Linked DNA regions of Mus musculus: region 1 is linked to region 2. A link is a loop called in an ENCODE intact Hi-C map of the cell type or tissue named here. Cell type or tissue: left cerebral cortex. All regions are shown on one strand. Each heading gives the region's core, and the rest is flanking DNA. Links, peaks and the distances in the headings are about the cores only.

Region 1 (2,922 bases), core at 234-2,733, 140 kb before region 2:
GCACCCTCTGAGTTTTCATCAAATCTCTCTTCCCTAGGAAAGAAGGTGTTTGGATGGATGGGAAGTCTCCTTTCCCCAAACCATTACACCTCTCCCAACTTACTCTAAAAAATTTCCCCCAAACCTATCCTGGAAATCATAAATGCCTTTCAGAATGGAGAGTATGTGTTGGAGAGCTGCCGAGAGAAGAGACAGAAACGGTGCAAAGAATCAGGCCGGGAGGAGCCGTGGGATGAGTCATCCCGGAAGGTGGCCAAGGGGTGATTTGGCAGTGCTGGAAGAGAAATGGCTGCTTCGAAGGCTGGGGATCAGTTACTACTCCAAGGAGAGAAAGTGCTTGAAGCTGAGGCTGCAGGAATTAACTTAGGAGGTAGGCTGGGGATGGTCTTAGGACATTAGAGAGCCCTGGAGAGGTAAAGAAAGGCCCCTGGCTGGCAGAAAAGCTTCGTTTCTGTTCTTCATTTCCTGTGAGTATGTGTGCATAAGTGTGTGCACAAGCATGTGTGTGTGAGAGTGTGTGTGCGTGTCTCTCTGTGTGTATATTGCATACACACGTGGAAGCCAGAGGTCAACATTAGATGTCTTTCTCAGGAGTTTTCCACCTGATTTTCTGAGACAGGTTCTCTAAAAGGAACCTGGGGCTCTTAGATTAGGTCAAGCTGCTCACCTCTGAGCACAGGGAATTATCTACCTCCCCAGTGCTGGAATGAAGGTGCTTAGATATCTAAACAAAGCAGAAGGAAAGATTACTGTGTATGCACGTGCCCCATTGTGTATGTGGAGGTCTGAGGACAACTTCCAAGGACTGGCTTCTCCGTCCACTATGTGAATCTTTGGGCTTAAAATCAGGTCATCCAGGTTTGGTGGCATGTGGCTTTTCACGTGGGTGCTGGTAATGATCTCAACTCCTCAGTTTCGCAGCAAGCACTGAGCTGACTGAGCCATCTCCACACCAGACTCTGCTGGCGTGGTGTGAGTGTATCTATCTGCTACCACTATTTTTGCGGCATGGGACCTGGGGGGGGGGTACTGCTCTGGAGACCTCGTGTTGCTGTTTATAAAGAGGAGCTGATCCCTAACCCCAGCATCATCCAGAGGACTGGGTACTCTGGGCTACGCTCCTGGGTGACCTAGGGGCTCATAAGTGGTAGTGCTTCCTATGGTGATGTGGTAATGAACTTAGTGCTCATGGCCAGAAATTTGCAGCTACTCTTAGCTCCCTGTCGCTCATCCTTATAGCCTCACTGGAGGGAAGCCTGTACTTGTCCATGACCCAGGATGCAAGGACCGGCTTCTCAGATGCACTAGAAAGGGCAATGTCTTTTGGAATTCTTGAGTGGATTTGCCCTCTCTCCATCATAGACCTGAAGACATCACTGATGCTGAGGTTGTTTCAAGGACCCAGACTGCCTAACATTGGGAAATAACTTCTCACCTGGGAACACTGCATGCATAGGGAAATTCCCCCATCAGTGGTGATGGGGGGGGCTCTCCTACAGAGGGACGGTACTACCACTGAACTCCATGCCTCTTGGATCAGAGAAGATCCTATCCGTTGGGGATGAAGGTCACAGCAGCAAACGAAACTTCTAGGGGGATTGAAGAACCTTTGAGAGCTGCTTCCTTGATTTCACACTGCGTGGCCACTTGACTGTGGCATATGTTTTCCGATTTATTTTAGCGACTAACCAGAAATGCACAGTGGGTGTCAATGTGTGGAGTCCTGTTTTGCCAATACACAGCCCACCTGCAAAATGCTGTGTCCATCACTCAGGGAAGACAGTGCAGAGATGGGTCAAAGCAACTGGCAGAGACTGAATCAGGGAAGAGTGAGGTCAGGGCAGCTAGTCATGATGGAGTGGGTAGGGCTTTCTGAAACAATGGGATCTGTCTTCACCTCATAAGGAGTGATAGCTCTTGGAGAGACAGATGTAACCACAAGAGGCTATTGGTGTGGGGGAGGGGACAGTTTGGAGCAAGGGTCAGGGTACACACATAGACACCAACCATTGTAGGAACAGTAGGAAATGATCAGGAGGCTTCAAGCCCTTACTGGGTTTTTGGTCATCATGCTCATATAACATTTGACCTTCATATCCTAGGCAACAGGAACCTGGGGGAGATTTTGACAAGGGAATAATAAGAATAAATGAGCTATTCAGAAAGACTCTGTATTCCAAATGGGATGTTTAATTCCTATAACTTCATGGGGTTAAAAAAAAAATCTGACACATCTAGGGAAGGAAGTTGGTGGAAAAGCTCAGCTAACAACAGCATTCTATATTCATGGCTCAACACTCAGAATGTAGAGCAAAGCACATGGAAAAGAGAAATTACTCCTAGCTCTAGTACTCACAGATATTTAAAGAATGTGTTATAGTTTTCCCTTTTCTCATTTATTTTCTTTGACTAAGTTTTTACATACACACAGATAATTTACATAGTTTAAAAGTGAGTGCAGCTGTGGTTGCCTGTGCAAGTCGGGAACAAGATGAAACCCATGAGGAGTGGTTCATCAGTACCCGTCCTAGCTGGGGAGTTAGTGCTGGCTGATGTCTGAGAGTACCCATCCTATCTGGGGAGTTAGTGCTGGCTGATGTCTGCTGAGGGGAGACAGAGAGGGTCAGCTGTCTTTAGGGTTGTGACCCCTGGTAGATTGCCCATGCCCCCCAGTGGATGGTCTCATACCCATGAATAGATGAACAGAACATATTGGTTGGGTTATGGAAAGAAGATATGAAGTTGGGAGGGGAACATGGGCCACTGATAGAAGACATTGATATGATCAAAATACATTGTATACAAATACAAAATACATTGTGTACAAATACAAAATTCCCAAAGAATATGTGAAAGTAGATTAAATTGTAATGTTCTTTCTTTCCCTCACTTCCTTTCTTTGACTTAGTTTTTACATACACA
Region 2 (2,922 bases), core at 134-2,633:
ACACTCATAATTGATCAAAGTGCTGAGACTCAGTGACTGGGAATGCTCATCTGTAAATGGGGGTGTCTATATCAACGTGTCTTCCTAAAGGATCAATGTACATCACAGAAGAGGGAGGGGAAGGAATGTCAGAGCTAGGGGATGGGAGGATGCTCTGAGATGCTTGTTGTCTTCTGGACTTGGCCATTGCACTAGTGAACCCATTGCACCTGTGGTTACCTGAACAAGGACCTGAATCACATCAAATCAACAAGATCAGGCAGCATTCCACCAAGTAGCACTAATTCGGTGGGTTCCCAAAATAACAACAAAAACATCAAAAAAGCGGAGAGAACCTGAATGTGGGCAGGAGACGTGTTGGTTGGTATCCAGAGGAGAGGGAGCGGGGAGCTGGAGGTGGTTGTGATCAAGACACATTGTATGCATGTATAAAATTATCAAAGAATAAATACAAGATATTCAAAAAAATAAAATCCATGATTCAGACAGATTTCCCCCCATATGATGCTCTGCCCACGCTGGTTCTGTCTCTTCCTCAAACCTGGAACTTAATTTATTTACATCCTTCCCTGGCATTCCTCCACCAAAGAGGAAGTGTGATTTGGATTGCATTCTTTTGAGTCAAAGGCCAAATAAATAGAACCACAGTGCTACTCAGGGGAAGGCTGAGCTTAGAACAGGAAGAATTAATGATTACTGATTCCAACCCCAAAAAAAAAAGGTTGAAAAGAGAATAATATTTTAATTGTGTCAGTGGAAAAATATAGGACTTTCTAGAGTGTAGCCTGGAATGTCTAGCCTTCAAGACTTTGGTCTACTATGTTCCTTGAAAAAAAAGTGTGTGTGTGTGTGTGTGTGTGTGTGTGTGTGTGTGTGTGTGTGTGTGTGTGTGTGTGTGTGAGCAGCCATGAGAGTGAGCATAGAGGCCACAGGTCAGTCTCCTGTCATCTTGCTTTTGAGACAAGGTTTCTCACCAGAACATGGAGTTCACTGATGCACCTAGGCTGGGTGATCTCTCAGCCCTAGGGATCTACGTATCTCTGTTTCCTCAAGACTGAGATTAAAAGGATGTACCACCACACCCAGCTTTCTCTCAGGTGTGCTGGGGATGGAATTAGCTCCCCATCCTGTGCATTAGACACTTTATCAATTGAGATACCTCCATAGCCCATGTTCCTTTTACTTCAACGACAGCAACAACAGCAACAACAGCAACAACAGCAACAACAACAACAACAATTGAAGCTCACACAGATTACCTTGGGCTATAGTCCCCAAAAGTCTCAAACATTTCTGTAATACCTCACTAAAGTTGGCAAAACATCATGAATTTATCTTAAAGACAAGGTTAATGGTACAGTTAATACCAGAGGCTACCAAAAGCTGAGACAAATTTGTCATGTAACTGAGACCTTTCTACATTAAAATACCAGATCCATTTTCTCAGGAAGCTGAGGGCTGCTCAGAGCACACCCTACCACAGGTGGGCGCTGGCCTCTTACTAGCTTCCTTCCTGATACACTTATGGGATCTTGGAGAAGAGAGGACAAGATCCAGAATGCTGGGATGGAAAGCAAGTTAAACAGGCAGTAGACCACTAGTTCTCAAATGCACTGTTCTTTGGGAAAAATAAAACCATTGATGTCTGAGTTCTACTAAACTAATACTGAGTGAATAGACTGGGAATCTAACTTTCAAAGCTTCTGGGGTGATTCTAAACTGGAATCAAAGTTGAGCTTATCTACTGTCCTCGATCATTTTAAACAGAGCCTGACATGTACACATGATTGACTTGTTTAAGACAACAGTTATCTGAGGCAGTGACAGAGTAGATGACCTATTAAATATTGTTCTTGTACCCTCCTAAAGCTAACTGAAAACCACTAATATAATGCCTGCCCTTGCCTTTAAGAGGCGGCTCTCTGTTGTTCCCTCCCAACTATAGCAGTCGTTTTTAAACACGTCCTTAGAGATTTTCTGAAACAGGATCGGGGGAAGAAGAATGAGTGAGAGGTCTAGTTGCAAAGTCCCCTAGTGTATTCTTCTGATACCCAGTTCTGCAATGGTGACCATGTTCTGTTTCCCGGTCATTTGGTTTGCTAGGAGAGCTCTGCCCAGCTTCTGGATGTCAGAGAATATCCTAATGAAAGCTCAGGTTTCACTAATGACCCCATTCATTGTGTGTGCAAAGAAGTGGCTGTGCACCAACCATAGAGGATGCTTCCTCAGTGTTAAGCCATTTGCTGCTCATTAAGTCTAGGCAAGTGTACAGACTCGAATCTGATGTGGCTTCAGCATACCATGTGTTGGCTTTTTCACATACAAGTTTGAAAGGTCAGCTGCTCTCCGGGGAGTTGAGGGGGGGCTGGGGATTAATTTCCCCTGGGAGCAAGGTCAAAAACAATCAAGATCTCTATTTTAGTTAATATCAACAAGGACAAAGATGCTATTCTGTTTTCCCTGGAAGAGGTGAAGTGCAGATGTTCTAGAGCTCTACTCAATTAAAAATGTGCCCTAGGTGATGTTTTGCTTCATGACAGCTTAAGTTATATTACGATGCTGTGGGCTACCTGAAGTCTTTGTTTGAGTCCTCAGCTCCTATACTGCCCATCCAGTATTTCTATGTCCAAGCCTTACTGATTTCTGGACACTTCTAGGCAAGAGTTCTAGTGTTTGAGTCTCTGACTCTGGGCATCCTTTGCTGGCAACTCTCTGGTTTTGGCTAGTTCGTTCCTTGCTTCAACCTAGCTAAATACCACTGTGTCTGGGTTGTTCCTAGTTGCATCTCCTCTGCTGAGCATTGTCCTGCTTCCCCAGTGACACGTATGTTCTGTTCCCAACACATCAAAGGGTGAAGAGTCTCAAGGAGACTCAGTTGAGATTCTGTGCTTGCCTCAATGACACAGACTGAGTGTGGAGATG

What was found. Peaks named below come from ENCODE experiments on the same cell type or tissue, not always from the same donor. Only the 100,000 strongest peaks of a DNase experiment are listed, where the experiment ranks them.
Region 1: it touches region 2 in a loop (5-fold over the local background); 11 of 42 quality-filtered maps call a loop at or near these places.

Annotation. Positions count from the first base shown.
Region 1 is chr11:57,457,273-57,460,194 of GRCm38, reverse strand. No RefSeq gene overlaps it. Among named protein-coding and RNA genes, the nearest start is that of Fam114a2, 60 kb to the left of the region's middle. In left cerebral cortex, for the core only: no CTCF peak of the experiment used is centred there; a DNase peak (open chromatin) is centred at 1,736.
Region 2 is chr11:57,321,865-57,324,786 of GRCm38, reverse strand. The region is part of intron 15 of Gria1 (glutamate receptor, ionotropic, AMPA1 (alpha 1)); the gene reads right to left. Among named protein-coding and RNA genes, the nearest start is that of Fam114a2, 200 kb to the left of the region's middle. In left cerebral cortex, for the core only: a CTCF peak has its summit at 1,463; a DNase peak (open chromatin) is centred at 449.